Regions from separate parts of the Homo sapiens genome. Here region 2 is linked to region 1. Evidence: read pairs that join two places in POLR2A ChIA-PET (ENCODE). Cell type or tissue: GM12878. All regions are shown on one strand.

The links. Peaks named below come from ENCODE experiments on the same cell type or tissue, not always from the same donor. Only the 100,000 strongest peaks of a DNase experiment are listed, where the experiment ranks them.
Region 2: POLR2A ChIA-PET joins it to region 1 with 8 read pairs; 2 of 35 experiments call an interaction of 5 or more read pairs at or near these places.

What each region holds. Positions count from the first base shown.
Region 1 is chr11:11,869,001-11,874,000 of GRCh38, forward strand. All of the region lies in intron 1 of USP47 (ubiquitin specific peptidase 47), which reads left to right. Among named protein-coding and RNA genes, the nearest start is that of USP47, 30 kb to the left of the region's middle. RefSeq lists enhancers at 1,889-2,695, 2,696-3,500. In GM12878, no CTCF peak of the experiment used is centred here; no DNase peak of the experiment used is centred here.
Region 2 is chr11:10,977,744-10,982,743 of GRCh38, forward strand. No RefSeq gene overlaps it. Among named protein-coding and RNA genes, the nearest start is that of ZBED5-AS1, 120 kb to the left of the region's middle. In GM12878, no CTCF peak of the experiment used is centred here; a DNase peak (open chromatin) is centred at 1,878.

The DNA of each region.
Region 1 (5,000 bases):
TCTTTATATATTCTAGATACTAATCCTTTGTTGATTATGTGGTTTGAAATATTTTCTCCCAGTCTGTAACTTTTAGTCCTTAACGGAATCTTTGCAGAGTAGGCATTTTAAATTTTGATGAAGTCCAGTTTATCAATTTTTCCTTTTATGGATTATGATTTTGGTGTCAAGGCTAAGGACTCTGCCTAGCCTGAGTACTGAGAACATTTTCTCCTATGTGTTTTCCTAAAGGTTTTATAGTTTTATGTTTTCCATTTATGTTTATGATCCACATTTATGTTAATTTTAATATAAGATGGAGAGTTAGGTTGAGAATTTTTTTTTTTTGCTTCTGGATGTCTAAATGAAATATTACAGCATCATTTTTGGAAAGACTATTTTTCTTCCATTGAGTTGCTTTTGTACCTAGTCAAAAATCAGTTGTGCATATTTGTGTAGGTCTCTATTGTGACATTGATCTATTTATCTCTCTACAAATACCACACAGTCTTGATTACTGTTGCTGTATGTTAAATCTTAAAATCAGGTAAACTGAGACCTTTCACTTTATTCCTTTTCAATATCCTTTTAGTTATTCTGATTCCTTTGCCTTTCCCTATAAATTTCAGGATAATCATCAAAATTTTCAAAAAGTCTTGCTGGGATTTTGATAGGATTTGCATCAAACTTTGCTATGGTTTGAATGCTTGCCGTCTTCAAAATTCATGTGGAAATTTAGTTTCTATTATGATAGTATTAAGAGATGTCAAATACCTTTAAGAGGTATTTAGATCATGAGCGCTCTGCCCTCATGAATGGACAGGAGTGGGTTCATTATCGTGGGAGTGGGTTCACCCTCTCTTTCACCCTCTTTTTGCTCTTGCACCATGTGATGCCTTCTGTCATGTTATGATGTAGCAGGAAAGCCCTTGCCAGATGCTGGCATCTTGATATTGGATTTCCTAGTCTCCAGAACCTTGAGCCAAAACAATTTCTGTGCTGGTAATTGGGGTATTTAGATCATTTATATTTGATGTAATAATTAATATATTAGAGCTTAAGTGTGACATTTTGTTTTTTTGTTTTCTGTTTCTTTTTTTTTTCCCCTCTGTTATCTTTTACTTGTTTTCCTGTGGGTTATTTGAACATTTGTCTATTTTGATTAATTTATAGTATTTTTATTGTTTCCTTTTATATAGCTTTCTTGGTGGCTTCTCTAGGTGTGACATAATGTAAACCAACTTATCACAGTCTACAGGTGTTATTTTACTAGTTCAAGTGAAATGTAGAAACCTTATTTCCCTTCATGTATTTTTACCCTACCCTGTTTATAATTGTGTTAAATATTTTCTTGACTTGTAACCACATCAGACAATATTTTAGTTTTTACCTCAACTGTCAAGTCTTTAATAAAAACTCAAGAGAAGGAAAATGTATTATATTTAGCTATATTTTTGCTGTCTGTATTCTTTTTTCCTGATGTTCTAAGGTTTCTTTGATGATTTCTCTTTTGTTTAAAGAACTGTCTTTAGCTATTCCTTCCTGTAGGGTAGTTCCACTGGATGCAAATTCTTTGAGTTTTCCTTCATCTGAGAATGTCTTGAATTCCACTTGATTATTAAAGCAATTCCTGGGTCGTTCTTGAAGGGCATTTCTGCTGGTTATTGGATTCTGGTTTGACGGTTATTTTTTGTAAGCACCTGAAAAATACTGTGCCACTTCCTTCTGGCCTCCGTGGTTTCTGGTAAGAAAATTATCCCGCTTTTCTGTTCTTTCTCTTTTGATTCTTTTTCCTCTCTTTGTTTTAATTTTAATAGTTTCTTGTGCTGTGTCTTAAGCATTCATTCATTCATCTACATCAGTGCTTACATTTGTTAATCCCATCCATGTTATTTATTATCTTAGATACTTATTTTTTTTCTCTTCATATGGGTCATAGTTTCCTGCTTCTTTGCATGTTTGTTTATTTCCAGTGGGATGCCAAACATTGAGAATTTTACCTTGGTGGGTCCTGGATGTTTTTTATTCCTGTAGATATTCTTGAGTTTTGTTCTTAGATGCAGATGGTTTATTTGTAAACAGTTTGATCCTTTTGAGTTTTGCTTTTAAGCTTCCTAAGGTTGGACCAGAGTAGTCTTTAGATTAGGTCTAATTTGGTCCCAGTACTAAGACAGTACCCTTTTGAGTACCCTTATCTGATGCCCTGTGCATTATGAGATTTTAAAAATTCTGGTTGGTGGGCAGCTGGGTGCAGTGGCGCACGCATGTAATCTCAGCGCTTTGGGAGGCCGAGGCGGATAGGTCATGAGGTCAAGAGATGGAGACCATCCTGGCCAACATGGTGAAACCCCGTCTCTACTAAAAAATGCAAAAATTAGCTGGGCATGGTGGTGCATGCCTGTAGTCCCAGCTACTCGGGAGGCTGAGGCAGGAGAATTGCTTGAACCCAGGAGGCAGAGCTTGCAGTGAGCTGAGATCGTGCCACTGCACTCCAGCCTGGCAACAGAGCGAAACTCCCTCTCAAAAAAAAAAAAAAAAAAAAAAAAAAAAAAAAAAAAAGAATTCTGGTTGGTGGGAACCTAAGTGAGCTCCAGGGATTCTTTTCCTGTGGTTCTTTCCCTTGCCTCAGGCACTCTCTTTACACACATATGCTGATGAGAAATCAGCCAAACACTCTAGGGGGATGCACTGTAGGTCCCTTGGAGCTTGCTGTTTGCACAGAGTGTCCAGCTTTCTTCTGCCCTGTATCCTGCCCTGCGAGTTGTAGCTCTTTCCACCCCTTGAACTCCCAACTCCTTTAACTCAGGGAGATTGCTGGACTCCACCTGCACTCTCCCTCCCTGCACTGCAGCCTAGAAGGTGGCTTACCTTTTTTGTTTCTGCTTTCACAGGGATCATTACCTGTGTTGCCTCTTGTTCAGTGTTTGAAAATCATTGTTTCATACATTGGGAGATAAGGAGCACCAACAGGATTGGAATGTTAGATAAGATGAGAGAAGGACTTGATTGAGAAATGAACTATTCTGATTATCTTTTGCTATATAACAATCTGCCCCCAGATCTAGTGACTTTTCTCGTAGATGTGCAGTTTGGGTAAGGTTAGGCTGAAACAGCTTGTTTCTGCTCTGCTAGGCATCAGCTGGGGGCAGCAGAAAGGCTAGGGGCTGGAATCGTCTGAAAGCTTCCTCACTCAACATGTAGGTGGTTGATGCTGGTTGTCTGCTGAGATCTCATTTGGGATGTGGCTGGAACATCTACACATAGTTTTTCCAGTGGCTGCTTGGCTTCCTTCCTCACAGCATGGAGGCTGGGTTCTAACAGTAAGGAGCTGAGGGCCAGGAGGAAGTTATTACACCTTTTCTAACCCAGCCTTGAAAATCATGCTGTGTATTACAGGGAGTCACTAAGTCTGGTCTATATTAAAGGGGACTGGAATTAGCCTCCTACTTTTGCTGGAGGCAAGTTAGACTCCTACTTTACGTAGGGAAGCAAGTCAAAGAATTTGTGGATATGTTTTAAAGCCCCACAGCAGTGATACTTGAGCAAAGGAGGTGAGGACATCCAGGGAAAAATATTCCAGGTACATGGTACAGATACATAAAGACCCTGAAGGATGATGGATGCCTGATAGTTTAGATTTGCTTATAGATTAGTTACCACTGCACAGCATCACCTCCTTGAGAGCAGGGTGAACAGTGTTGGGAGAACAGTGTTGAAAGATAGTTGCAGTTCAACAATTTTTTTGTGAAAGGCACCATGTATTAAAAATTCTAAAAATGCGTACATATACTTTGATCTAGTAATTCTTTCTTTGAGAAATTATCTTAAGGAAAAATTATACAAACAAGCAATGCTGTAGTGAATGTTTGGAGGGGCTTAAATGCCCATTAATAGCAGATTAGTTAAATTATGGTTTGTCTATATAATGGAACACTGCAGTTTTTAAACTGAATGTTTTGGCATACAAAAACAATGAGTATTGAGGGACAAGAAGTAGATTTCAAATACTGGTATATGAAATTGTCCTATTTGGTTAAAAGTACTCTCTCTGTATAATAAATATTATATGTGCATAGACTGGAGAAGATGAGATGAGAGCAATGGTGGCTATTTTAGAGTTGCTTTTCAGAAAACTGTATGTTGCTATTATAACAGAAATATATTTCTATTGTAAAAGTAAAAGCGCCTTTCAAGAGAATATGTTGATTTCTTTTTATTAACTGAAGAAGGGAGAATAAGACAAAATATGTACAGAAAAAGTGTAGAGTGATGTAAAATCAAGATTTTTCAAGAGATTATCTCTTGATTATAGGTTACTTTTATTTCCTTTTATATGTTTTTGTATTAATTGTAATTTAATTGTTAAACTCATAAGAAGGAGATATATATTAAAATAGTTGTGAGGGATATTGTTAAGCAGCCTTGTTTTAAGAGTAGCTGTCGTGAAAAATTCAAATTTTTAGAGACTAGCAAAATCAAGAGATCTCTTGGTTTCCTTTAGTGCAGAGAACTGCAGAATTTCTTTACTGGACACAAAATATTATGTGACTTACAACATTTGATTTACACACAATTCTTAAGCTATCATTCTTTATTAAAATGGCTATTTCCATATTTATCTTATTCTTTATCACCTCTTTATCATAGATTTTTAGTAACTTTGCACATTCATGAATAAAATTCTAGATGATGTACTAATACTTTAATTAATACATATTTTATTGCAAAAATGTTTTTAGGTTAATTGTTCTCATTTCACTGTCTTTTCCCTTTATTTTATATAAATAATTTGTAATTCATTTTGTTCTTATATACCATAGGATGTGTTTTGGAGATGCAGACAAAATATCTTTGATGAAATGAAGAAGAAATTTTTACAGGTAGACTGCTGATGTAATTGCTTTAATGTGATAATCAGCAGAGCAAGTAACAGCATGTTAGTATTTTTATTTAATATCAAGGCATGTCTTAAGTTTTATGCTTGTTTGGCTATTTTATTTCTACCCAATTTTAATAATAAA
Region 2 (5,000 bases), 890 kb before region 1:
CCATATGCAGAAGGTTGAAACTGGACCCCTTTCTTACACTATATATAAAAATCGACTCAAGATGGATTAAATACTTAAATGTAAAGCCCCAAACTATAAAAATCCTGGAAGACAACCTAGGCAATACCATTGTGGACCCAGGAATGGGCAAAGATTTCATGACGAAGACTCCAAAAGCAATCTCAACAAAAGCAAAACTTCAAAACTGGGATCTAAGTAAACTTAAGAGCTTCTTCATGGCAAAATAAACTATCAAAAGAGTAAATAGACAACCTACAAAATGGAAGAAAATATTTGCAACCTATGCATCTGGCAAAGGCCTAATATCCAGCATCTATAAGGAACTTAAACAAATTTATGAGAAAACAACAAACCACCTCATTAAAATGTAGGCAAAGGACATGAACAGACACTTTTCAAAAGAAGATACACATGTGGCCAACAAGCATATGAAAAAAAAGCTAAGTATCACTGATAATTAGATAAATGCAAATAAAAATTATAATGAAATACCATCTCACACCAGTTAGAATGGCTATTATTAAAAAGTCAAAAAATAACAGATGCTGATGAGGTTGCGGAGAAAAGGGAACATTTATACACTGCTTGTGGGTGTATAAGTTAGTTCAACTATTGTAAAAAGCAGCATCTCAGTTCCTCAAAGAGCTAAAAAACAGAACTACCATTTGATCCAGCAATTGCATTATAGGGTATATACCCAAAGGAATATAAATCATTCTACCACAAAGACACATACATTCATATGTTCACTGCAGCACTGTTCACAATAGCAAAGACATGGACTCAATCTAAATGACCATCAATGACAGATTGGATAAAGAAAATGTGGTACATATACACCATGGAACACTATGTGGCCATAAGAAAGAACAAGATCACGTCTTTTGCAAGAACATGGATGGAACTGGAGGCCATTTTCCTTAGCAAACTAACACAGAAAACCAAATACCACATGTTCTCACTTACAAGTGGGAGCTAAATGATGAGAACTCATGGACACACAGAAGGGAACAACAGACACCTGGGTATACTTGAGGGTAGAGGCAGGGAGGAGGAAGAGGATCAGAAAAATAGGCATCTATTGGGTACTAGGCTTAGTAACTGGGTGATGAAATAATGTGTGCAACAAACCACCATGACATGAAGTTGTATAACAAACCTGCTTATGTACCTCAGAACCTAAAATAAAAGTAAAAAAAAAAAGTTTAAATTTTTTGTCAGAATTATACATGCACATAGTTTAAAGACTAAATCAGTCCTACCAGGTTTACTTAATACAAAAACAGCCCCTAGCCACCTCACCTATTTCCCCTTCCACGGAAGCAACCACTTTCACCTTTTCTAGTTATATTTTGATCCTTACCACCTTACCTTCAACAATATATCTGTATTGATGCTTCCTGATTTTTCGTTTGTTTCAGGCATCATGTATTGACCTCTCACTATGGAAATTGAGGATTTAGCTCTGTTTTTTTCCTCTTGTCCCACCAAACACATGCACCCTTCCCATTTTCCCATCCTCTCAATAACATAATTGTAGTTTTGGTTAGATCAATATTCAATGTTTAAAATATTATGGCCATGTATGCTGTTCAGGTCTGAGCCATTATAGTAAATAACTTTTTGGTTTCTCTGGACTTAATTGCCTTTTGTTCATGTGTATGTTGGCTATTTCATGTACTTATCATCAATTTGGCCCCAAACTCTCCAAAGATTGTCTAAATTTCCTTTCATTCACATCAGATATCCTTTCAATTCATCTTCTTAAAGTAGTTTTTTCCATAGCTTTCTGAACTGCTGGTTGGTTTCCCTAGTTGGTACGAAGCTATTATCCTGAGACATTCTTTCATCATCAATTTAGGGATTCCCTTTGCCTCTCTCCCCTGTGGTACTCTTATTTCTTGTATTCTATTCTTCCTCTTTTTTGGTTTAACCTCGAATTTGGGTGGAGCACATCCTCAGTAGCTTCTTGAGAAAGGGGAAGTGGGAGATACATTTTTTGAGACCTTGCCTATCTGAAAATTTATGTTTGGACTTTCACTCTTGATTGATAGTTTGGCTAAGATTTTTTAGACTACATATTTGTTATATACGACCTATTTTTTTTTCCCTCTGGAAATGTGTAGGGTCTTTGTGTTTTGAAAGTTCACAATGATGTGCTTTGGTTTGGGTATTTTTAATTATTTTGCAGGGCACTCCCTTTCAGTCTGGAAACTCATTGCCTATACATCTGGGAAGACTTTAATTGGTATTAGAGGGTCTTCTGTTTCTGGAATTCCTATTGTGGAGATATTGGAGCTACTGAATTGGCTCTTTAATTATCTTACCTTATATTCTTCCTTTTCCATCAGTCTGGGTAGTTTCCTTAGCTCCTCAGTCCTTCTGTTGAGTTTCTCATTTTCACTCTTATATTTTTAATTTCCTAGAGCTTCTCCTTGTTCTTTGAAGGTCCCACTCCCCTTTTATAGCATCCTATTCTTGTTTCATAGATATAATGTATTCTTTTAGTTCTGTGAGCATATTAAAGTTATTTTATTTTATTTTTTTTTAGACGGAGTCTAGCTCTGTCACCCAGACTGCAGTGCAGTGGCGCAATCTCGGCTCACTGCAAGCTCCGCCTCCCGGGTTCACGCCATTCTCCTGCCTCTGCCCCCGGAGTAGCTGGGACTGCAGGCGCCCGCCACCACGCCCGGCTATTTTTTTTGTATTTTTAGTAGAGACGGGGTTTCACTGTGTTAGCCAGGATGGTCTCGGACCTCGTGATCCGCCCGTCTTGGCCTCCCAAAGTGCTGGGATTGCAGGCCGTGAGCCACCGCGCCCGGCTAAAGTAATTTTTTAATGTTTTCCTTCTTGTATGGCCTGTTTCCTCCCCACTCCCGCCCCCTGTCCCATTTCTTTTGGTTTCTGTCCTTCATGCTGGAGACTTTCCTAAGCTGCTTGGTAATTCTTAGATATCTACTCATGCTTAGGAGCCGGGGACTAAAAATCTGTAGAGGATGTTTATACACCGGAAACTTTTCTGTAGGGTTATCCAGCTATGCCATTTGCTAGGGAAAACCCCAATGTCAATTTTCAAAAAATCTTTTCTCTTGAACCAGCCAGATACCTTTCATAGACCCTACCACTCTGCTGCCTGGAAGGCAAAGGCCTGGTTGCTGATGTTCTAGGAGCCCGGTGCAGGTAGCAAGATGAGAGTCTCAACACTTCATATGTGTATGTTCACTTAATTTAATGTGGTATCTTGGCCTTCAACTGGTTCTGTTGTTCTTCAGTCCAGACACCCTTTATTTTGTGCTCTACAGAGAATAAACCTCCTGTATTCTTGAGAATGGGGCAGGGTAGTCACCTGCGGGCATAGAGGCACGGAAAGAAGCTCTAATTGCTTCTTAAATAATTCTTGACCAATCTAACTTGTTTTACCTTCTCCATCCTCGGATCCAGAGGCATCAGTGCCGCTCATCTCCATGCCTATTATATTGTGTTAATTCTCAGCTTTCTCCACTGTCGGGTTAAGATTGACCGTCTACAGCTCTACCAAGTCAGTGACCATTTAACCAATTGCTTACCATTTCTCCAAATTTTGTTGTTGTGGTCTCTTCTCTATGTTCCCTGTCCTTGTTGTTCTTGTTTCTTATGAGGTTTCTGACCCTGGGTAGCTAGCTCTTGCTCTCCTGTGACTGCTTTCCCTCTTCCCACCACTGCCTGCTCTCTCGTGTCATCACAGTGAGGTCTGGGGCAGGCCATAGCACCTTCAACAACTTGGCACAGGGAGTTTTACCCAATTGCAGTGGGACTGTCTATGGAAGTGATCAAGAGCCATTTTGGGTACCAAAGCCAGCTCAGAGATTAAACAGAGGAAAAAGAGATGATTTCTGTCAACAGATTAAGAGAGGCCATCTGGGAGGAAGTGGTGTGTGAACCAGGTCCTGAGAAGACCATTCATGTTTCAGTTCAATTAAATTCAAATTCACGTGTTCTGTGAATAAGCAGGCATTGGATTGGGATAGGAAGTTGCTATAGCATAGGGATTTTAAATAGGGAGTTCCAGATAATGCCTGCATTTGAATCCTGGGTCCTTGATTACTGACTGTAATTTGTTTAGATTCTGTAATTCTCAGTTTCCCAGTTGAGAAAATGGGGGTAATAATAGTACCTTTCTCAGGGGTTATTGGGAAGATTAATTAAATGCAAGAGTGCATATAAACTAGTCAAGGAACTATAGCATAGTATATACAGACAGTGGCTCAGTATGCAGACTGTGCCAGAACACCTGGATCTGAGTCCTGGCTGTGACTTAGTAGCTCTGAGAACTTGGGCAGGTTACTTAAACTTTCTGTGCCTCAGTTTATTTATCTGTACACTGGAGATAATGTATTGTCAGGATTAAATGAGGTAAGGTGTAGAAAGAACTTAATACAATGCCTGGTGCATAGACGACAATAATACTTGTTAAAAGGAGTGTAACATGTTAGTAGGACAATCCTTGAACCAGAGTGCCTGTATAAATCCCACATCTGTCACAACCAGGTGTCCTGGGTTAAGTTCCTTGATATTTCTTTGCCTTAGTTTCCTCATCTATAAAATAAATATAATCGTACCCACTTTGCAGGGTTGTTGTGAGGATAAAATGAGTTAATACATACATAGCATGAAGTGCCTATAAGTGTTTGCTATTACTATTGCACCAGATTTAGTTGTCTTTCTTTTCTTTTCTTTTTTCCTATTCTCTTTTCCCTTTCTCTCTCTCTTTTCTTTTCTTTCTTTCCCCTCTCTCTGTTCCCTTCCTCCCTTCCTTCCTTCCTTCCCTCCCTCTTTTTTTTTTTTTTTCTGTTCCTTGTGGAGCAGGGCTAACCCACAGGCAGTGTACCAAGAGTAGCTCAGATTTAGTTGTTTTTCTTCTATTTGCTTTTTTCCTAGTGTATTCCACCAAGGGAGGATTCTTTCACAAGTGTACCTCACAGGTCATGTAGCAGGGATGT